3 separate regions of the Mus musculus genome follow, and regions 1 and 3 are each linked to region 2. The links are chromatin loops, found by intact Hi-C in ENCODE. Cell type or tissue: heart. All regions are shown on one strand. Region 1 has its middle 17 kb from the start of Gm23439. Region 2 holds the start of Kcna4 (potassium voltage-gated channel, shaker-related subfamily, member 4). Region 3 has its middle 58 kb from the start of Kcna4.

Region 1 (8,000 bases), 580 kb after region 2:
TAGAACTTATCATAAAGCCTATTTACCAAACAAAAATTTGTCTTTCAGGAGGACCTGGAAGTCCTGCGTGGGCATATTAGTCATCTCAGACTACCAATCAAGAGGACCACGGAGTACCACGGAGTAGGTGAGTTACTTTTCTCACCATCTAAAAGATTTGAAGTCAAAGATCAAAGTTTGAGGAGCATTAAAGGGTGAGGTTTCTTCTCCAGATTTGGAGATGGCTACCTGCCCACAGCATGCTCCTCGAGACGTTACTCTGAACACCATGGTGGAACAAGAAAGTACTGTAATCTATTCTTCCAAACCTAGAGAACTGTCCAGACCACCATTATTCCTCGCTTACAGGAGGGATGACTACTCAACCAGTTAAATTTGGTGCCAGGATTTCTACAATTAATTTTTGGTGGAGGTATTTCAATCCAGAAAGCGATCAAAATTGATGCTACTCAGACTCATCCATCTGACCTTGTCCCTTCCCCAGACTTCTTCCCCTCCTTATTTCTGTCCTGTCTTCTTCCATGTACTGCAGATTGATACAAGACTTTTGCATATGTTAGGTAATCATGCTGCTACCACTCAGCTACATTTTTGTCCTTCAAACTATATGTGTTGTGAGGCAGGTTTCAGTAATGTGCTCAGATTGCTCATTGTCACATCCCTAGAAGGCCCCACATTTTCAATCCTGTTTCCTCCATCCTCCAGTACCTGGGGATAACATCTGTTGCTATGTCTAACCCTTGGTTTTTCTTTGCTGAAATGAGATCACTGAACAAAACTTCAAAGGAAAAGGAAGACAAAACCAAATAATCTAAAGTAACAAAATGGGATGTCTCTTTGCATATTTGTTGCCCTGAAATTCCCCAGGAAAGGAGTTTTGTAAGTTGACAATTACTATGCTCTTTACTCAACAGTCCCTTAAAATCTTTTTTTCCAGGAGCCCAAAGCCAGGGTCAATGTCAGCATAGCTGAGATGCTTTAACATTTGCTTTCTGACCGGTGTATATAGCTAACCCTAAATAAGTAAGTACAATTTCTTACTCTCATTTCCTGCCTTTCTCCCCTCCCCTCCTTCTGTCTTAACACCTGCTTCCTATAGCCATAATTTTCTCTTACTCATTTAAAAGGAAACACTTTCTAAATTAATTCTTCCCCTTTTCATTCTAATTTGATAATCACTTTTACTCTTAGAGTAACTAAGTTCTTTGTAGATGCAGTTTGAATGCTGTGTTTAATTTAGGGCTGGCTACTGTATGAGAGGCTGCACAGGATCACCTCAAAGGCTAGCCAATCTCTTCAGTGTGCCATTATGGTCTAGAACATACTATGAGTTTGTAACAGTAAAAGTACCTCTGTTCTTAAAATGTGATCAAAATTCAACACATCATGAAAATATGTGGCATGCTTTCACAGAGTCTATTCATTATTATTCTAATAAAAGAATTTTTTTTGTCTTTTGGTGTTTTTTTTTTTTTTTTTTGGTTTTATTTTTAGCTTATTGAGGTACTATTGCATGACAGACCTTGTGCCAAAACAAAATACTGCCATGGCACACACCCCAATTCCTGATGAGAAAATTATAGTCTAGCAGGGAAAATGAACACAAATATTTTCTGCCTAATATCAGAGAGAATCACACCAGATAGCAGTCCAGAGTATCTCATTAAAGGCAGCAGGAGGAGCAGGACAGAAAGAAACTTCTTTAAGGATATTAATCCCACGAAGGAAAGGAACAAACAGCGAGTCCTGTGAATGTTGAGTTAAAGACTTACAGTAGATTTAGCTATTAAATTGAATATAAGGAAGTATTAAAGATCATCCTGATACTAAAATACAAAAGGGTTAAAAAACGTTTTCGTTGGTGCATTTGTGTGTGTGCATGTGTGTGTATTTAAAAATATCATTTTAAAATATTTTTAAACTATCATTAAATAAAATATTTCTTTAAAATAATCTTGTTCCATGTAAGACATATATGAATAGGCTGCTCTAATATTTTATTAGGCATCTTTTAATCCTTCATTAATTAATCTACCAAAATATGATTGAAATTTATTGCACATGCCATTTTATATATATATAGTAACTTGGGACTAACATAATAATGCTTCTCAATGTCATTTACTGATGAAATTTCCAAGCTGGAAAATATAACTTTCCAAGCTATGTCGTTAGATGAAGAGATCAAGGACAATGATAAGGTTACTTACTTGCCTTTTAGTATATGCCAGTTCCATTGTATGACATCATTCATTCATTCATTCATTAATCCATTCATTTATTTATTTAGAGACAATCTCCTGTAGTCCAGGTTGTTTTGAAATTGCTATGTAGCCAAGAATGATTTAGACTTCTGACCATCCTGATTCTATCTCTCCAGAGCGTGTTAGTGTAACAGGTGTGAGATACCATGCCCAGATTATGGGTACAGGGCGCTGTGATAGTTCCGAGCTCTTCATGAATGCTAAGCAAGCATGCTGACAACTGAGCTACAACCCAGATCAAATTCTCTGTTTTTCAGAGGAGACTTAAAAGTGTGCTGATCTGCTTCCTATTGCGTTTTCTCTTACGGCTTTAGGTGTACTAGGTTTTCTTCACTTTAAAAGTAAGCAAAGGCTATGGGATGTGTGTCTCATTCTGCCTTGTTTTGAACCATGTTGTCTTACTCAGGGTTTCCATTCCTGCACAAACATCATGACCAAGAAGCAAGTTGGGGAGGAAAGGGTTTATTTGGCTTACACTTCCATACTGTTGTTCATCACCAAGGAAACCAAGGAAGTCAGGACTGGAACTCAAGCAGGTCAGGAAGCAGGAGCTGATGCAGAGGCCATGGAGGGATGTTCTTTACTGGCTTGCTTCCACTGGCTTGCTCAGCCTGCTCTCTCTTTTAAAGATGTATTTATTTATTATACGTAAGTACACTGTAGTCTTCAGATACACCAGAAGAGGGCATCAGATCTCATTACAGGTGGTTGTGAGCCACCATGTGTTTGCTGGGATTTGAACTTCGGACCTTCGGAAGAGCAGTCGGGTGCCCTTACCCACTGAGCCACCTCACCAGCCCCCTCAGCCTGCTCTCTTATAGAACCCAGGACTACCAGCCCAGAGATGGTCCCACCCACAAGGGGCCTTTCCCCCTTGATCACTAATTGAGAAAATGCCTTACAGTTGGATCTCATGGAGGCATTTCCTCAACTGAAGCTCCTTTCCCTATGATAACTCCAGCTGTGTTAAGTTGACACACAAAACCAGCCAGTACACATGTCTTTTCCTCTCACTAACATATTGGATAAGTCTCTATTTTTCTACACTTGAAGAATAAGGATAATAGTCATTATTCATAGAATTATGAGATTTAAACAGATTTATTCACATTACATTCCTGCTGCACAGCAAATGACCAAGAATAATTAGCACCCAGTTGTTACCTCCCAGCTCTGTTGATGTTTCGGTCAGAGGTATTCTCTGGGATGACTTGCTGTTTTGCTCTGGGAAGCACAAGGCTGAAAGTAAATTATAAATCAGACTGAGTTCTTAATAAGAAGATGGAGACAAACCTAATGGTAATCTTTTGAGTTTAATGCAGGGGCACCTGATTCAGTGTCAACTACCAGTTTGGGCCGGACTCACATCTCAAGAACTTCCAGACCTATGATAGATCCCTGGTCTATTCCATCTTTCCATCAGCCATAAAGTATAAGATCTTTTTCCTGCTTCTACTCTTTGGATTTCTTTAGTTACTAGGTGAAATTTTTGCTTTTTGAATGTTTGTGCATTTTTTTTAGACCCAGAAAATAAATGATCCTATATTAATGTCAGCAGAGCTATATGATGTAACCTAATCATAGAAGTAAGATCTATCAAGGTCACAATCCCTGTCATTATGTAGGATGCAAATGACAAGATATCAAGGTAGCAAGCATGCAGAAAATTTAACACAAGCAAGGTCATGATAAAAGTCTTTTGTGGCAATTATGGTGAATAAATATGTAACATCGTCAATTATTTAAAATCATCAGTCAAATGAAAGGAACACAAATGTTTATTATTCAGTTAAGAAAATTCTGAATGAAGACTGAAATGCTCAATCAGGGTACAGCAAAGCACAAGTAAGATATTGGCCAAGAATCAACTTTACATAACAGAATCCAGAGCTGCCTGAGTACTCCCAACAGTGTGCAGAGCCTGCCTTCTTCTGGTGCTTTTAGAGAATGGCAGGAAGAAAAATAAAACCACGTTAAGGATATTTGTTGATTTTTAGATTTTACAGTTTAGTAGTTCATTCTTTTTGGCATCATTAGCTATGACTCTATGTTATGTGATTTTTTTTTAATAATGTGGAAGAGAATGTTAATAATTCATTATGCTTGTTATGGCTCCATCTTTCTGCAGTGACAGTGTCCATCTAATTAATTACATAACTTACAGCTGCTCCTAAGCCTCATATGAGTACACTCCATTGGTTAAGCAAGCCAGCATGGTGTGGTGAATTCTACATATTCGTGCTGAAAGTTTGTAAAAATATAGTAAACCTCTTATGAAATTACCACAAGTTAAATATTTCTTATAAACTTCCTGAGGACATCATATCCTATCTGTTCACTCTTGCTGCTGATTGGCTATGTTCTTTGATGAATTTTTTGGACTTTAGCAAATTCAGACTTTTTTTTTTGTAACTGCCTGATTAACCCTTTGCAATGGATAATATTCATTGTTCATTTTACAGTATTTAGAATCAAATCTCATATAAGCCCTTGGACCTGCTTTTCAAGGTTCATCCAGGTTTGTTTAATCAAAGTAGGAAGAAGCACCTTCACTGTGGGTGGTCCCATCCTATGAGCTGGGTCCTGGAATGTATGAAATGGAAAAAGGCAGACGAAAATAAGCATCCAGGCTTGTCTGCCTTCTGGGTGATGATGCTGTGTGGCCAGCCAGCCTTCCACTTGTGCTGCTATGCCTTCTCCACTGTGGTAGAATATATTGTTTCAAACTGTAAGCCAGAACATGCCCTTTCTAATTTAAATTTCTTCTTGTCCAGTATTTTCTCACAGCAACAAGACAACCGATTATGTCCCATCAGGACACTTCTATTTAGTACATTTTAAATTATGGAAGTTAACTTGTGTGCTTTTTGCCTCTGCTCTTTTTCTCTAAATGAGAATTTTGAGTGCTGGATTAGTAAATTCTATCAATATAAAACGCAACCTTTCCCTCAAATAGAATAATGGCTATCTAGTCCTGAGCTAATTTTTAGTAATCATGGCTCAGGGATACAAATTTTGGTTGCCCCAAACTGTATATTCTGTAATGAAGGTGATTACCTGAACATTTATCTACACACCATTAAAAAAGCAATCACTGGTCAGAGCATTTACCAACTGCATTGGTAGTAACAGCAGGAAGTTAGGTTAAAGCAAAACAAAGAAAAAATGACCACCACTGGCTTCAGACAGTGCCTAATGAAACTTAGTGTTTGGTTTGGCAAATGCTAGCAGTCCCCTAAAAATATGTTCCGAATGGTTTACTCAACAGTCAAGCATATTAATTCAGACATATTAAGTACTTAATAAATATCTATTAAGAGGGCAAAAAATAGCTCATGATAATTTTGGATTTTCATTGGTAGCATTTCTGCTGTTCACAGTCACAAATTTCTTTTTTTTAATTGAATATTTTCTTTATTTACATTTCAAATGTTATTCCCCTTCCCGGTTTCCCCTCTGAAACACTTCCCTCCCCAATCCCTCTCCCTCCCTCTGGTCACCAACTCACCCACTCCTGATTTCTGGCCCCAGCATTACCCCACATTGGCGCATAGAGCCTTCACAGGATGAAGGGCTACTCCTCCCATTGATGCCCAACTAAGCCACCCTCTGGTATATATGCAGCTAGAGGCATGAGTCCCACCATGTGTGCTCTTTGGTTGGCAGTTTAGTACCAGGCAGCTCTGGTGGTACTAGTTAGTTCATATTGTTGTTCCTCCTATGGGCTGCAAACCCCTTCAGTTCCTTAGGTCCTTACTCTAGCTCCTTCATTGGGGACCCTATGCTCAGTCCAATGGATGGCTGTGAACATCCACTTCTGTATTTGTCAGGCACTGGCAGAGCCACTCAGGAGAGAGCTATATCAGGCTCCTGTCAGAAAGCACTGTTTGGCATCCACAACAGTGTCGGAGTTTGGTGATTGTATATGGATGGATCCCCAAGTGGGCCAGTCTCTGGATGGTCATTCCTTCAGTCTCTGCTCTATACTTCATCTCTGTAACTCTGTCCATGGTCGTTTTGTTCCCACTTCTAAGATGGATTGAAGTATCCATACTTTGGTCTTCTGACCCATCCAGCAGGTCCAGTTATTCGAGGGTCTCTAGGGGACCTCCTCCTAAGAACCAAGTGGGGGGTAGAGAGAGACGAGGGCCTTGTGCGAATAACGACACGGAGACGTTCTGGAATGCATCAAAGCCCCAAATGTATTAGCCAGGCCCGAGGTTTAAATGCACAAGCAAAAGGGGAAGTGCCTTTCAGCAGGAGGAATGGGGCAGAGGAAATGCACCTCAGCAGGAGGGATGGGGCAGTGGAAAGAGAGGAAGTACTTCTCAGCAGGCAGGATGGGGCAGTGGAAATTTTTCCTTTGGCAACTACATGGAGAAGCAGGAACTTGGTGGTATCAGGGTACATCTTGAGGTCAGGACATCCTGCACTGACTTTCTCGAAGCGGTGCTTCAGGTGGCCCGCTTTTGACTCCCTTTTCTTCTCGGGGGGGGGGGGGGGGAGGCCCAATTCAGAGAAAAGGACAATAGCGTTGCCTTAATAGCTCCCAACAGTCTTCCTTCTTGAGTTTCATGTGGTTTGTGAATTATATCCTGGGTATTCTGAGCTTCTGGGTTAATATCCACTTATCAATGAGGGCATATGATGTGTGTTCTTTTGTGATTGGGTTACATCATTCAGGAAGATATCCTCTAGTTCCTTCCATTTGCCTAAGAATTTCATGAATTCATTGTTTTTAATGGCTGAGTAGTAGTACTCCATTGTGTAAAAGTACCACACTTTCTGTATCAATTCCTCTGTTGAGGGACATCTGGATTCTTTCCAGCTTCTAGCTATTATAAATAAGGCTACTATGAACATAGTGGAGCATGTGTCCTTATTACATGTTGGAGCATCTTCTGGGTATATGCCCAGGAGTGCTATTGCTTGATCCTCTGGTAGTACTATGTACAATTTTCTGAGGAACTGCCAAGCTGATTTCCTGAGTGGTTGTACCAGCTTGCAATCCTACCAGCATTGGAGGAGTGTTTCTCTTTCTCCTTATTCTTGCCAGCATCTGCTGTCACATGAGTTCCTGATCTTAGCCATTCTGACTGGTGTGAGGTAGAATCTCAGGATTGTTTTGATTTGCATTTCCTTGATGACTATGGATGGTGAACACTTATTCGGCATTTAGGTGCTTCTCAGACATTCGGTATCCCTTAGGTGAGAATTCTTTGTTTAGCTCTGTATCCCATTTTTAATAGGTTATTTGGTTCTCTGGAGCCTAACTTCTTGAGTTCTTTGTATATATTGGGTATTAGCCCTCTATCAAATGTAGGATTGGTAAAGATCTTTTCCCAATCTGTTTGTTGCCTTTCTGTCTTATTGACAGTGTTGCTTGCCTTAAAGAAGCTTTGCAATTTTATCATCTCTCATGCACATGGATTGGCGGGATTTATATAGTTAAAATGGCTAACTTGATGAAAGCAATCTACAGATTCAGTGCAATCCCCATCAAAATTCCAACTAAATTCTTGATTTAGATAGAGCAATTTCCAAATTCATCTGGAATAATAAAAAACTCAGGATAGTGAAAACTATTCTCAACAAAAGAAGAACCTCTGGTCGAATCATCATCCCTGACCTTCAGCTGTACTACAGAGCAATTGTGATAAAAGCTGCACAGTATTGGTCCAATGACAGGCAGGTAGATTAATGGAATAGAATTGAAGACCCAGAAATGAACCCACA
Region 2 (8,000 bases):
AGAAATTCTGCTGGGTTTTGCTCCATTCTACAGAAAGAAAGACTTCATGTCGCAAGCTAGAACATTTGTGCCATTAACGGGAGACTTCAAAACCAAGGATAAATTATTCGAGGTAATAGGTGAGTGTGGAGGTTGGGAGGCTTATAAAGTTTTGGTTAGGTGATGATTAAGAAAGGCAAGAAAATAAGTTTTCTAGAAAAATGAGAATTTTAGGACTTAGTCAAGGTAGAGATTTTGTAGGTTACAGTAGAATAAAATAAAGTTAAATTAAATTAAATTAAATTAAAATCTCTCAGCTCAGTTTGTGAGGCTCTAAACAAACCCAAAGAGTATGAGGGAGAGAGAGAAATGCAATGATTCTTATTTTATAAAAAAATTACTTAAGTGGGAAAATGGAGTATGTGTGTGCATGCTTCTCTGTCTGTCTGTCTCTCTCTCTGCACGTGCATGTGCATAACTGTATATGTGTACATGCTTGTGTTTTTATATGTTTGTTCTGGAATGGGGGCAGAGAGCTGAGAGTGGGGCATGTTATTTTTAGGTGGTCTGATCTTAACCTAACCATTCCAGTGGGTTAGGCTTAGTGTTCCTAACCCTAGCACCTGGAACCTACCTATTTTCCACAGGAGCCACTCTCACGAATCTTCAGACTTCCTTTTTTCCTTGGAAGTCCTTATTTGTTTCCTTTGGATTGGATGCTGTTAAGGTTCTTTGTATTTCAGATGTGGCACTTTCATATCTGCATCATAGCACAGGTTGAGATCTGTGAATCTGTGACAGGTATTTGCTTACATGGATACGTGGGCACAGACTGTGTGGCATCACTGAAACTGAGGAGAAGCTTTCCGTATGTTGCAAAGCCACACATATAAGGGCTAATTCTGCTACTATATCATAAATTAAACAACTTCAGTCAAAGTTTTATAACCCATGCGAATCTCAATTTCTTTATATCATAGTGACAGAATAGTACCAATCATACATAATGTTTAGTCGTGCAGGTTAAGCAAGACAACATGCATGCAGATAACTTAGAACATTGTCAGTGATGGGATGGTCACTCAATGACTAGTCCATACCATGACCAAGTAGTCAATAAATACTTGTTCCATGTTCTGAATGAGTATTGTCATTAGAGTGCCTTCTATTCAGGTGAATTGTTGCTATTATTTAGTAGTTTCTCTTCCTGATACCTAAGAAAGAAAGATGCTTATGAAAACTTCAGGCATTTAAATGTTTAAAACTTTCTGGACCACAAGAAGAATAAATAGCCAGTGACATGTATAAGCATACTTTGCAAAGTTTCCATGTGATCCAATAAAAACATCCGAGCTTCGATACAACCATTATCTTTAGTACATTACTCAATCTCATCTTTCAACTCTCTGGAAGCATTCCATAGCTATTGTGGATTGATCTTACAAATTGCTTTTGGAAACTGGTCCCAAGATCTTATACCCTATGCCCTCAGCCCTGATTCTACCATTCTCTAAAACATCCTTCTGATGGCCTAACAGTAAGTCAGTCCTCTCTTTCTGGCACCTGTAAGACTGCACAAGGACCTAACCTTTATTTTGGAATCAAAAATGATTGCTTTCAGTTTTGGAGAAGTCAGTCCCTCCCATTTGCTGGAATGAGCTCCAATTTGGAACGACTTGGAACAAGTAGCTTCTCTAGGTGCCTGTAGGAACTTTTCTCTGTTCCTCCACCTACAGGGTAGGGGTGGGGCAGGGATGGGGTGGTTGTGGAGGGTGTTTGGGATAAATTTGTTTGTGCCATAATCTCAAGGTGCTCTGACTGGAAGAAGATAGGAAAACCAGATCCCACATTACAGCTTATTTGCTTGTTTCCCCTTCAGTAATTACATTTCAGCCCCCACCCCATTATTTTAAAAATTAAACAACTAAAGCAGTCTTCCAGGTGTCTTTCCCCACGTCAGCAGCGACAGGGTGAGTGCAGTGCACAGGGGCATATCTATAATTCAGCTCAGGAATATTTTCCTTAATAATTAATCAGGAATCACAAAAGAAGGAAGCCCAATAGGGCCCATGAACAAAGCTGCTGGAGAGTACAGCTACCCAGGTGCCAACTGACCAGCCCAGGACTGATCTGCTCCCGTAGCTGGACCTGTGTACCGTACTGCTTATTCAAACCATAAGGTGTGCTGAGGGAGATGGCCCAAGACCCAAACCTGACCATCACCTTGATTCCCCTCCCACTACACCCTGCCCGGTCTCTGAGCTAACCTTTCTTGTATACCACATCTATGTCCCAGAGACATCCACAAACTAACCACTAATGAAAAAGCACCTAAAGTTTATCTGGGGTGGGGTTGCCTTCCTAGAGACACACTTAGTTGCTTATAGGATAGGAAATGTGGAGTACTTAAACAAACAAACAAACAAACAAACAAACAAACAAACAAGTGGATGGCAGTAAAGTTTGGGGCACTAATATAAAGCCTCTCCAATGGCCCACATGGGCTCTCCAGTTCAGCTTCAATTATCTTTGCAGCAACAGTTTCACAGAGGGGTCAACTCAGCCTTTCAAAAGCTCCAGCCTAGGCCATTTTTAACAGTTTGTCCATAACCCTCCAGCCTCCCTCCTGTTGTGACTTGAGCCTCCTGTACACAGTAGCCTTCGCCGGGGGTCAGACTTCATATTCGACCAGTCTCTAACATATGGTCTAATACATGGGTAAAGTTGATCTTTCTCTGTGCCAACTGGGCCAGCAGCTGAAGCTGCAGACTCTCAGTGTTCCAGGAACGCTGAGACTAAGGTTGGGGTGTACTCACGGGGAGGGGAGGGGGAGGATTTCTGGACCTGCAGTCTGGCCAGAGATGCACCTGAGCCCTACTACCACACCTCTAGGGGTAAACAGATGACCAATGTCTGGGGAGATAAAAGATCAGGGTAAGAAGGGAAGCTGCCCCAAGCTATCCACCCCATTTTCTGGACTGCATCTTTCATCGAAGTCCCTCTCTCCCAGTGTCTCTAGTGGCACCTGTGCTGTGGTCGGTCCTGGACTTCTATTCCAGTTCCTACGGGACACATCTGCCTCCGGGATTTGCTCCTCGCTTGGGGGTGATACCCAAGTGCTCCTGGGATAGTTTCCAGAAGCTAAGCAGTCGTGGGGGCTGGGCCGACGGGTGGGGTCGCAGCGTCGTGACTGTGCCCGCCCAGCCATGCGGGGAGGCACCCCTAGTGACAGCCCCAAAGGCCACACCCTCGGCCCGGCCAGGCCCCGCCCCCGCCCGTGCGCGCTGGCAGCCTGGGGAGGCGTGTGCTGCTCCTGCAGCCAGCTAGAGAGCAAGACTGGGATGGATACTGGAGAAGGAATGCAGGCTTAACAAGTGATCGCTGCTGTCTAGGATTTTGAGTCTTTTTCGGAGAACCTTGACTTCCGTTCCCAGCCCATGTCTGCTGTGCCGAACTCCAGAGGAACCAGAAATCTCCGGGGTCTACCTTGGGGCGTCCCCAATCTCCACCTCTGGGCTCCAGTAACGAGGACTCTGCAATACCCCCTAGCCCCCTGGCCAAGACAACCGAACTTGTTCCGTGGATATTTGGGATCCTCCACCTGCCAAACCTGAGCGATTTTTTTTGTACTGCGCCCCCACCCCCAATGATTCTGCCCCTCCTCCAGCTGTTGCAGCGTGGAAAAGGGGAAACAAATCACCGGGGGGGATTTTTTTCGTCTATTTTTATTTTTCGCACTTGCTGGGAATGGTAAGTATGAGATCTTTCTTATCTTTCCTTCACCTTACTCTTTTGGCTGTTGAGAAACTGTGGACATTTGAGGAATAAATAATATTGAGAATGTGACAGAAGGACATGAATGGAAGGCGGTTAAAAATAAACCAGGAGGTGGGAGAAGGGAGGTGCAGATGCTACGCGGCGCTCCAGGGGCAACCCAGGGGATGGGGCGAGTGCGCCCTGCTTAATGTGCCAGAGCGGGAACCCAGGTCTGGAGGCTAGGGCGCAATTAAAGATGTCGTTCCCCCAACGAGGTGGGGTTTAGATTCAGCATCATTTTCGTTTTGCCTGATCCCAGCCTCACCGTTCCTCTCCTTTGCGAACAGCTGATGAGCCGGTCTGTATTGTTGCCTCTCCCAACATTCAGATGGCATGCATTTTCAGAGTGTTTGAGCAGTCCACAGGGACTGGATAAATGGTGTGCGTTGAGTTGATGTACGTGTTTCTTGGTGTTGGTTTTTCTGATTCTATCACCTTTTTATGTTTTAATTTTGTCCCTCTCTGCCCTTCTCCCAAATTTGGTTCAGGTACCACCCTAACACAGTTGCAGAAATTAGCATCTAGAAAGGAAAGCAGCCTTGTTGTTGTTGGGTAGGAAGGGAAGAGGGAATGCTTGTTGGTATTTGGGAACATAGAAGCAAGAATAGGTGCCCTGCAAATCCTATTAGTTTAATGGTGTTAAGAAGGTCTCTTGCATAAAGTCTGCTTGATTCTCCTAAGAAGAATACCTGGAGAAAGAGAGATTTTAAATCAGCTTGGTTTGTTTGAAAAAATGGTTTGGTGGGTTTACAATTTGTCTTTTCTTTCTGTCTTCCTTCCTTCCTTCCTTCCTTCCTTCCTTCCTTCCTTCCTTCCTTTCTTTCTTTCTTTCTTTCTTTCTTTCTTTCTTTCTTTCTTTCTTTCTTTCACTTTCTTTTCTCTATCTCCCCTTTCCCACCATGCCTCCCTGCTTCACTGCCTACTTACCTCTCTCCCTCCCTTCCCCCTTTCCTTCTTTCTGTCTCTCTAGGATAGTAAGGTAACTAGTAGCCAATTGAAAGGAAAACAGTTTTCTTTTTGAATGTCAAAGAGTTAGAAAAATAGTAATTAACAAGCCTAAATAAATAAAAGAATAAGGAAGCATTTGCTGTAGAACACAATGAAGGCAGTTCCAGAGCTTGTAGAAGTTACAGTGAGCTGGAAGACCCTCAAATTCATGACATTTGGGGGAGTTACTTGAGTAGAAGAAACATCTTCACATTTGTAAATCTATGGGTATGTCAGTTATTCAGGGCTTAAGTGGTGTCTGTACAAACTGTTTGTGGGTGCTGAGAAGTTGAACACATTCTCAGGCTTTTTGGATTCTGTCAATCTTAAAAAGATGTTGGCTGACATTCCACAGTGAACGTAGTCATAAGGTGGTTTTGTACACAAGGCCTTAGAGGTTTCACCACGGTAAACACTTATGAATGTAAGATGATGTGACCAGGACAACAGAAGAGGGGGGTGTTGCTAGGGATAACTTCTGAGGTGTATTTTCTGGAGTCTTTTGGTTTCAACCAAGGGTGTGTGTGTGTGTGTGTGTGTGTGTGTGTGTGTGTGTGTGTGATGCCCTGTGTTTGCCATTTAAGTTATGGGACCAACACTCAAAGTGAAGAGCAGCAGGTGCTCAAGGGTAGAATCCTGTTAATGGCTTCAGAAAGCCATGGCTCTCATGCCGCCGAAGTGTTTCCAGTAATAGAAACTAGAGGATGCCCAGAACTCTACCTGTTATCATCATTGCCAATTCTCTGGCTCATTTTCTGTATTCTTAGAAGTCCTCTTGGCCAGAGTAAATGGAAGAAGCAGGTGGTCAGAGTTAGGGGCAAGTTTCCTAAGTCCTGGCTGAGGAGATAAAGTCAATGGACTTAGGAGAGCAAAGTAAGAAAAGAGGGCCAGGGATAGCAGATGAGGCAGAGAGATTGGGATATGAAAAAAAAATGTGTGGTGAACTGGAGGGCGAAAGAACAGGATACAGTGAAATGGGGGGTGGGGTGGGTAAAGTGTGTACTCTAAATGCTGCATCCACATGCTTCAGAAGACTATATCAGGTGAACATGACGGCACTTCAAGGAGAGGGGATGGTTACCAAGAGAAGTGGGAACTGAGATCTGCTTCTAGGCCGTGGGTGGTAGGGAGTGTTCAGGAAGCTGGAGTAGAGAAATAAAAAAAAACAACAACAACAACAGGGGCTTGTTTCATGGAGTCAGAGAATGCCAGGTTCACACAGGCATTGTCTAGTGTCATAGTGACATATCTGTCCAAGTTCTGTCTTACCCCACCTCAGAGAGCATCGGCAAAGACTGTGAATTTAGAGAGTGGGTAGATAGATGACAGCCTAGTTTAATGCTGTGTTATCCATAACTGACATATCTGTTGCTATTTACTATGTACATAGACAGTGTGCTATCCTGAGAGCATCCATGATCTCCATGGATCCTTACCAATGTGGGGTAAAGGGGATTGATTATGTTGTCTACATTTTATGATTAGGAAATTGATGATCATTCAAGTAGTGGAGTCTAAACTGAAGAAAAATGTTTTATTTCCCCACTTCTTTAATCCCAAGAAAAAGAAAAATGTAAGGGTACTTAATTCAGCAACATTCCATGAGTGAAAATTTTAAGGAGAATTCCTTGAGATAAATGAATACTGGAAACAGCTGTAAAGTCAGAGCATCACTGTTGTGGAATGAAGAGGATACTATTGAGAATTAAACCTGGCATTGGTGAAGGGGCAGAGGAAAGCAAGAACCGTGTGGGTTGAGAATGGACAGGACCTAAACAAATGAGTTGCCACCAAACAGACTGATCTGAACCAATGACAAAAGAAGAGAGCAAGGTGGATGCTGAGTGGGAGAGATTTTAGAGCAGCCTGCCCCGTATTCTTGAAAAGTTATGGTCTCCTGGTGTGTGTTTCATGATTTGCCTGAGGACAAGAGCAGTGTATGTGGAGTAAAGGGCTGTTTGCTCTCTATGGTTTGATTCTTTTTTTTTTCCCCTGTGCTTATTTCCCATCCCTCTTCAGGTGAAGTGCTTCTTGTGAATGATTCTAGCCAAAGGATGCTCTTCATTTCCTGCTTTCTATGGAGACCTCAGTGTTGAGTTTGCCTCTGCTGGAACTGCGTCTACCACCTTCTCTACCTTCCAAGGTCTTTGCCTCTATCTACAACCTGGCATTGTCTGTGGGTCCATGAAGGCTTGGATGACCTTAGAGGGAAGGTCTGGGAGTCCACCCTCATAGACTAAGCAGCAATGGCTGGGCATATTTTAAGCCGCATTTTAACATGGGTCAAGCCATCAGTAGAAGGCAAGTGCTAAGACTAAAGACTTATTTGAATTTTATTTAAATTAGATGGACTGGGCCTTGGCCAATTTCCATGCAAGAAAAAGTATATTTCATTTTCTAGGCACAACTTCTGAGTGTCAGATACTTGCTGTCTTTGAGTCTTGTGGCGTCATCACCGGACAGCATCCCAGACAGACTTCCAGATTTGAACATCTACCCCCCAACACGTAGGTGTATGGGAGACCACATCATTTCATGACTTATGTTTGAGGAACACTAGGCTGTTGTCTAGACGAGGCAAGCTCTGGAAAGCAACGCCGAGTCTCTGAGAAGAGGGAGCATAGGCTGTGCTGATTTAAAAACAGAAAATGCAAAGTTGGACTGAAAATATCCCACGTCTTCTAAGCAATCTGCTTAAGGCTTCCAAACTTACCTTAATTTGGTAAGAAAATAAGCTGCCCTATTTTTCTTTCTTCTTCTCTTACAACTGGAAGCAGCCATTTCCCCAAACCACCACCATGGAAGTGGCGATGGTGAGTGCCGAGAGCTCAGGGTGCAACAGCCATATGCCTTATGGTTATGCAGCCCAGGCCAGGGCCCGAGAGCGGGAGAGACTCGCTCACTCCAGGGCAGCTGCAGCTGCTGCTGTCGCAGCTGCCACGGCTGCTGTCGAAGGCACTGGGGGTTCTGGTGGAGGCCCCCACCACCATCATCAGACACGTGGGGCCTACTCCTCCCATGATCCTCAAGGTAGCCGTGGAAGTAGAAGGAGGAGGCGTCAGCGAACTGAGAAGAAGAAACTCCACCACAGGCAGAGCAGTTTTCCTCATTGCTCAGACCTGATGCCCAGTGGCTCTGAAGAGAAGATCCTGAGGGAGCTAAGCGAGGAAGAGGAAGACGAGGAGGAGGAAGAGGAGGAGGAGGAGGAGGGAAGGTTT
Region 3 (8,000 bases), 59 kb before region 2:
GTAATAATATTCTGACCCTATAGCTGCTCTCTCTACCTCACCCCTCACCTTATGTGATAGATAATTGTGTCTGGAGACTAGAACTCTCTCTCTCTCTCTCTCTCTCTCTCTCTCTCTCTCTCTCTCTGTTCTGTTTTACTTTTGTTTGGTTTTCTTCAGGTCAGAGAACACTAAACAGCTAGATCTGCTAGGGCTCTGAGAGGCAACTTTATAGTTTTATGTCCCTTTCCTTCATCCGTGAGGAGCTAAGTGGTGAATTCATTTTTTAACAGGCATTGCTTTTAATTAGGAACAGAGCCTGGACAGGTGCTTAGAAGTTTGGACACTCCAAAGAATGTATAATTTAAAGAAGAAAAGAAATATCAACTCACTTGAAAAATGTGTGATTTTCCCTGATGCTAAGAAAAAAACACAACCCCAAAATAAAAAAACAAAAAACAAACAAAAAAAAACCTAGCTGGTATCTGAAGGGACCATGTCCTAACAGTGCTCTCAGTTCTGTTTCTCTCCATCTAATAAAGGAATTCTCCATGGAGGCCTGTTTGCAAAGTCAGTCAGACATTAATGAGGTACAAACCTGGCAGTGGGCGCCCATCACTGTGCTATTGCTATTTTTTAGTCCAGTTTCTTTTCCTTCAGAGAAACTGGGCCTTGTTGGATTTTCATGAAATGTTTCATGGTTTTTGCAAAAACATAAAGATCAACCCAAGACTTTTATAATCTTTGCTTGTCTTAAAAGAATATATATATATATAAAGTTTCTCTTACCCCAAGTTCTCCAGACATCATTCTCTTTGACTAGTTACCATTTCTGCATAGAGAAGGTTATAAGCCAGGAGAAATCCACATCAGGACTAAGGCAGGAACCAAACTGAAGTTGTAGAGAAGAAACTGAAATTCAGGCTCTATTCACATTGACCAAATTTAGAGGAAAATACTCTTCATAGCTCCCCTACGTAATGACTTTAGATAGATCTGTGACTGTCTACGTATTGATTTCTATTTCAATGCTCACTCAATAGCTCATTTTCCTCGGAATAAACAGCCAATTTGCATAAGAAATTATGATAAGAACAAATTCACTCTCTGGGGCGTTTTGAGCTTTTATTGAAAAACATTAGCGCTCTCTCTTTTTTCTTTCTTTCTTTCCTCTTTAATGCTCCATATTGCATAATAGTGCTAACATGACAGGAAAGAGATTTAAGTTTTACACTTAAGAGATTCACTGTAGTAGAGGCTGATGCAGCATAGTGTGTTGAGAATTGTTTAACAGCATACTTTAGCAGCAGTTCAGAGCAATCCAGAAAATAAATTTTCTGATGCAAAAAGGTACACTGAAGTAAAATTACCCTTAGGATAGATAACAACCCTCAAACAAACAAGCCAAAACATCCAAACCGAAGAGACCCAAACAAACCTATGAATAACATACTTGTGAAAAATAAAACAAAGATTTGTTTCAAACTGGAATCACTCAGAAACAAATTTGAATAAGTTGTCATATTTGTAAGTATACAGCTCGGGGTCCCCAATGGAGGAGTTAGAGAAAGGACTGAAGGAGCTGAAGGAGTTTGCAACCTCATAGGAAGAACAACAATAGCAACCAACCAGATACTCCAGAGCTCCCAGAGACTAAACCATCAACCAAAGAGTACAAATGGAGGGACCCATGGCTCCAGCCGCATATGTAGCCTTGTTGGGCATCAGTGGGAGGAGAGACCCTTGGTCCTGTGAAGGCTGGATACCCCAGTGTTTGGGAATGCCAGGGCCAGGAGGCGGGAGTGGGTGGATGGGTAGGGGCACACCCTCATAGGAGCAGGAGGACTGGAATGGGATTGGGAGTTTCGGGAGGGCAAACGTGGAAACCTGGTAATGTTTAAAATGTAAATAAATAAAACATCCAATTAAAAACTCATTTCGGCTTTTGACTGGTGTTTTATTTTAAAAATAGATATTTAGTGTCCTTTATTTCCTTCATATTTCAAAATGTTGAGGATGACCTAGTATACTAGAATGTGTCCCATCATTTTTACTGTTTCCATCTTGCACTTGATGAAACTAAGGCTCAAGTACAGAGTTGCTAGAGGGAACGTGAGTTTGAAGTTAGGACTCTCCACTCTGAGAACAGTCGCCATACCCTATTAACTCTCACCTGATCTCAGTGTAGCTTGCAAACATTTCACTGTTCAGGGTGGATATCAACTGAATGAGCTCCAAGGGACATCCAAATTGTTACTTTGCAAGCATTCTTCATGAAAATAGGGATTTAATATGAAATAACACAGAGGGGGATTTCACTTTTGTTTATTGATTTTCATATGTGTGGAGAAAATACTTAACATTACTGGTAGTTTCAAGTAAATTGACAGGAGAAAGCTTGTAGCATAAAAATCAAAATTTGTTGCTCCCCTGAATGCTCAGCAATGGCTGAGCGGGTAAATTGACTTCTAGAGTATTTTATTTTTTTACTTTAGCCCTGTTATATCTTAATGATAAAAAACAACTCTTTGTAGAAACAATAAGAATATATGGAGAAAGTACTATCCAGTGGTGACAAATATTAACATTTTTCTAGCATTTCCTTTCAGGTTTATGTTTAAATATATAATCTTACAGATCCTGATTACTTTACCTATTTATTTAAAATATGAAACATTTTTTAATTTCAATGTATCTTTAATATTATTTTATGTTATTATTGTTAGGCAAACATTAATTTTTAAGATTGCTTATTACCCTATCAACAAGCTGTTAGTGGGACTTTTTTTTTTCTTTATGGGCATTGTATTAGTCTCAATGTCTTTTCTTTATGAAACGTTCTGTTATAAAAATTTATGTGAATGTCCTGCACCTTGCCTGGGCAGCACAGTAGAGCTGGCTTTGGTGGAGAGAACACAGTGAATCAGCCCAATGGGCGTGACCACAGGAAAGATGGCCCTGCCACTTTGGTGAGGACTGTGGTGAGGTGGAGTAGGCTCAAGGATGATGTCCCCACTCTTGCCACCTGCAGTAGTCAGAATAACTGTTCCCAAGGTTATGAGAACAAGAGAGCTATTCCTATAACTCACTGGTGGGAGACTGGGCCTTGTACCTGTCCTGGACAACACAGTGGAGTGGCCCTGGTGGAGGGAGTGCAGTGTAGGTGATCCTACTCTGAGGATGTGAGAGCCTGAGAATATTCCAGCTCCTCCCTGACTAGAGATCTTGGGAGAGTGGGTCCTAGGCCTTGACTGGGCTCTGGAGTCATGACTGTGGGTGAGCCAGCCTGGAAGGCATCAGAGCAGAAAAGCTGAAACTGCATCCTGCTGATAGTGGCATTGGGTAGCTAGCCAGGAGCAGTGCTGGAGAGCTCGCCCTGGTGGTGCAGATAAGGGAGAGACAGCACAAGCCAACCAGCTCAGCTACCACATAGGCCCAGATCCAGGGAACTGAGTTGGCCAGCCTCAAAATCTACATCATCTGTGTACTGTTGGGGTGTGTGAAAGTGTTGGTCCCGCAGATCCAAAGCTTCAGGTTCTCCATGACATGGTAACAACAGGATAACTGGGAAGAGTTTGGTGAGTATCCAATACTGATGGTGTCACAGAAGCCAGAGACCTCGAACCAGAGCAATGCCTTTTTGCAGTGAATGTTCTCAAGTGAAGATGTGTAGACCGAGGGATATAGAGTGGGACACGCTGTGACACACTACAGCTTCCATGATGATATATTTTTTACAGTTTGTTTTGTTTCGTATATTTTTTTCTTGTTTGTTTGTGTGTTTTTATTTTAGGAGATTTGTTATGAGGCCAGAGGGCAGATGCCAGGATAGGATGAGGAGTGAGACTGGGGGGCATAATGTGAAATGCACAAAGAATCAATAAAAAGTTAAAAATTAATGTGAATGGAGTTTTGGATATGCCCTTGATTATTTCTAAGTGTGGCTATATTAGGCGTGACTGAGGACTTTATCAGCTTTAAATAATGCTAAGAAATATATTACTTGGAAAAATTGTTATTCAAAATTCAAGCTTGTCTATATAATGACATTTTTCCAGTCATGTGAATAATATAAAATATTTGAAGACTAATAATTTGGGGCATATCTGAAATGTGGAAAGTCTGAACTTTAAACTACTGATATGCTGTGATATATAGAATATTTTTATCTAACAGATGCAGTATTTTCCACTTTAATGTCTGAAATTCCTGAATATATAAAGTCCTTGAGAGCACACACCAAAGTCTCTTCAGATTTTCATCATAATATCTAACATTATTCTTTGCTTTTCAATAAATGTTGACAATTAAATGGATAAAATTTAGACCTTAAGGTGGCATAAAGGAGTCTCTAAAAGTCAGATAATTGGTTCAAGGAATGTTATGACTCATACTGCTCACTCTGGTTTCTTTGTTCTTTCACTATTACCAGTGACGCACTGTGTTCTTTTAGAAAACAAAGGCTGAAGTGAAATGGTATGTGCTGCTACTTGATGAATCTCCAATCAGAGGACAGGGAAGGAGAGAAGAAAACAGGAAAAGCCAGTTTCATAAAGAGGTATACCAAGGATTTCTAGCTAAGGCAACTGATCACTTGACTTTGTTTGAACGTTGACTGGTAAGGCTTGTCAACAGCATATAAGCATAGTTCTTAGTAGAAGCAAGAGAGGGAGTATTTGTGTGCCAATGTCCTCTGGAGCATTCATCCAGTAGGGCATGAGAGAAAGTGATGCGTGTTGTAGTGTTGTGACCACTAAAGTCAGTTGCTATGAGATAATCAAGTTAGAGTGTGAAAGGTGTCTGAAACACTACATTGCACATGAGTCAGTTGATATTAAATAAATTATTGTATGTGGAGTTGAGTTAGTGATGGGTACATACTCAGAAACTAGATGTAGTCTATTCTCTCCTTTTCCTCCTCATCCTCCTCCACCTCTTCTTCCTCCCTCCCTCCATCTCTGTCTGTCTGTCTCTGTCTGTCTGTCTGTCTGTCTCTCTCTCTCTGTCTCTCTCTGTCTCTGTCTCTCTGTCTCTGTCTCTCTCTGAGTCACGGTGCCATATAACATGTTTTCTAATGTCATGAAACATTAGTTTCTCTCCAACTAATTTTGTAGCCTAAGATGACCTTGATTTGATATTACTGGCAAGCACTACTGTATCTGGTTTATGCAGCAATGAAGAAAACTCCGGGTTTCATGTATGGTATGTAAGTGCTTTATCAACTGAGCTACTCCTCTAGACACCCCCATCCATACCCTTTAGATATATACAGATTCCACTTAAGCTGGTCAACTGATCAACTGATTCCTCATTTATTTCTCTCAGATGCATTCCTTTCCCCATCTCTGTGCAAACTGTTTTTGAGAGATCTTCATTTTCCTAGGGTGGCAGATTTGTCCAGTGAATATTCTGGAGACAAGTTGTAGAGGGGATGAAAGATGGAAGCTTAGCACCTTGGCCACCTCAGCTTCTTTCATTTACTATTGCAACTGAATCTCCTCTGGGGTTCTAGCTCTCCCCTGAAATCCTTGCTGTGATTCTCAACTCAGCCTTGTCTCCTGAGATGTATTTATTCACAAAGATTCTCTAATTAGTTGCCACATATATAGTAGCTACCGCACACTGCTAACTTACGGATCAACTCACTGTTTCTCCAATAGCTTAAACAAGGGAGTTATTTATTTTCATTCTACATGTAAGAATGTTTGACTGAATGTATGTATATGTGACATGTGAATTTCTTGAGCTTAGGGAGGCCAGGAGAGGGCATAGGACCCCTTGGAACAGGAGTTATAGATGTCTATGAGCCACTACCTGGGTGCTGAGAACTAAACTCTAGTCCTCTTGCAAGAGTAGCAAGTACTTTTAATTTTCGAACCATCTCTCCTATTGCTTTCTACTGGCTTTTAAGTTCTTGGGTCACCTAATAACCAGTTTCTGAAATCAAGTCGGTTTAGATGATATATAATCTTCTTTTCCCCTCCCTTTCCCTCTCTTCTCCTTATCCTCTTTTCTTTCCCCTTTTCTCTCCTCTCCTTCCCCTCCCCTCTTTTTTTTTCTCTGTATTCCTCATCTTGTTTTCTTTTTTTAAGGTAAGATCTTGCTGTATAGCCTGGACTGGGTTCACATATATGTTTGTATTCCTAGGCACTGGAGTTACACATTATGTGCCTCTATATCTAGCTCCTGGTTTTATTCTCTAGGAGGACCTCAGTGATACAGATCGCATCAACCATAATTCATTAGAGTAAATATTTTACTCCCCGCCAACTTCTGATAATTATCAGGAATTTTAAACATTTTTATATACACTTCATAATTTAGATTGTACTTTGTTTGAGGCCATAAGAGGTAAGATTTAGAAGGATGAACATAATCTTGTCAGGATTAACATTTTGCCTCATAAAGAGAGAACATTATTTTTGCCATTAGGTCAGTAGACATAAAACCCCATATATTGAAATTCTGGCTCTTACTTTAATTTTAAGAGTGTTGCAAATGCGAGCTGATAAAGGAAAAAAAAACTGTATTATTTTCTCTCTGAATTTGTAATGCTTTCATTTCCTTTTTCTGAGCTTAAGAATAGAAGTGGAAGGAGAGATATTGAAAGAACTTTTAGAAGGTCAGCTCTCTCTATCCTCATATTTTGCAGCTTCAAACAATCCTTCAAATAATGTGGTACAAACATTTGTACAGCTGAGCTGGGCTATGTGGTTTTAGGGAAGTATTGCGGTATCTGGATCTTTTAAAAGTAAACTTTAAGCAACATTTGTATTATAATTTGCATTATAATTATTATGTCTATCATAGAATGTATAAATTTACTAGGAGAATAAATTTTCAAGGTTCCTCATGAACTCAGTTCATAAGCCTACTTTTCAGATATATAAGCAGAAGTGAATTCATATGCCCAATTTTGCAGAGAGAATAAATATTAAAATTGAATTTAAAATTCAAGTCTACAAAATTAAAATACCTCATCTATACTACACTTCTATATTTACTAAAGAAACTAATCATGCAAAGATTATATGCCCCAGTACAGGGGAATCCAGGGCCAGGAAGCAGGAGTGGGTGGGTTGGGGAGCAGGGCAGGGGGAGGGCATAGGGGACTTTCAGAGAGGAAACTAGGAAAGGGGATAGCATTTGAAATGTAAATGAAGAAAATATCTAATAAAAAAGCATAAAATAATAGCAATTACAGATATAATTGTTGTCATAGTTAGCTTCAGTTGCCAACTTGACACTCTTCGGAGGGAACCTCAGTTGAAGAATTGTCTAGTCACATTGGCTCTTTTGCATATCTGTGGGGGTGTTTACTTAATTGCTAATTGATATAAGAGGACCCAGACACCTGTGGGTCAGTGGAGATAAGCTGAATAAGAAAACAGACTGAGTAAACCAGGGTTCATGAGCCAGTAAATGGGATTCCTCCATGGTCTGTGCTTCAATTCCACGGTTCTCTATATGATGGACTCCAGCATTGTCATGTCATTCATGTGAACCTTTACCTCACCCAAGTTGGTTTTGATCAGCATTTTATCATGACAACAGAAAACAAACTAATATAGAAATTGATACTCAGAGTGGAGTCTGTAGTACTAAAAAGCAACTCTCTGTGATTAATTTCTCCATGTTCTTTACAACTCCCATTTTGGAATTGTACCTCTTGAGTATCAGTTCTTATTGATTTAGAGTTATTAGAACTAAGAGAAAGAAAGCATATACATGGAATAGTTTCTATAATCCTCATAATTTTAAAGTTGGATTGGTTTAGGGATCAACCTCAGTGGCAGAGTGTTTGCCTAGCATGTCCAAGGCATTAGGTATAACTCCCACTGCACCACCACCACCACCACCACCACCACCACCACCAAAACCCATTGAATATTCAACTAATCTTAAATGGGGAAGAAAGGATAACCAGGTTAGAATGGAGCCAGTTAGAATTAACCACATGATAAGTGGAACAGATAGAATTATTTTTTTTTTTTATAGTGTTGGTCTCCAATGTAGGTTTC

The links. Peaks named below come from ENCODE experiments on the same cell type or tissue, not always from the same donor. Only the 100,000 strongest peaks of a DNase experiment are listed, where the experiment ranks them.
Region 1: a loop joins it to region 2, with 2.7 times the contacts of the local background. A loop is called at or near these places in 5 of 42 quality-filtered maps.
Region 3: it touches region 2 in a loop (2.2-fold over the local background); 2 of 42 quality-filtered maps call a loop at or near these places.

Annotation. Positions count from the first base shown.
Region 1 is chr2:107,865,330-107,873,329 of GRCm38, forward strand. No RefSeq gene overlaps it. Among named protein-coding and RNA genes, the nearest start is that of Gm23439, 17 kb to the right of the region's middle. In heart, a CTCF peak has its summit at 4,193; no DNase peak of the experiment used is centred here.
Region 2 is chr2:107,287,343-107,295,342 of GRCm38, forward strand. It overlaps Kcna4 (potassium voltage-gated channel, shaker-related subfamily, member 4), which reads left to right and starts at 3,247. Exons shown (of 2, transcript NM_021275.4): 1 at 3,247-3,729; 2 at 6,802-8,000. The coding sequence starts at 7,581. In heart, a CTCF peak has its summit at 3,237; a DNase peak (open chromatin) is centred at 3,219; H3K4me3 peaks cover 1,925 bases; H3K27ac peaks cover 1,423 bases; H3K27me3 peaks cover 946 bases.
Region 3 is chr2:107,228,580-107,236,579 of GRCm38, forward strand. No RefSeq gene overlaps it. Among named protein-coding and RNA genes, the nearest start is that of Kcna4, 58 kb to the right of the region's middle. In heart, a CTCF peak has its summit at 3,355; no DNase peak of the experiment used is centred here; H3K27ac peaks cover 185 bases.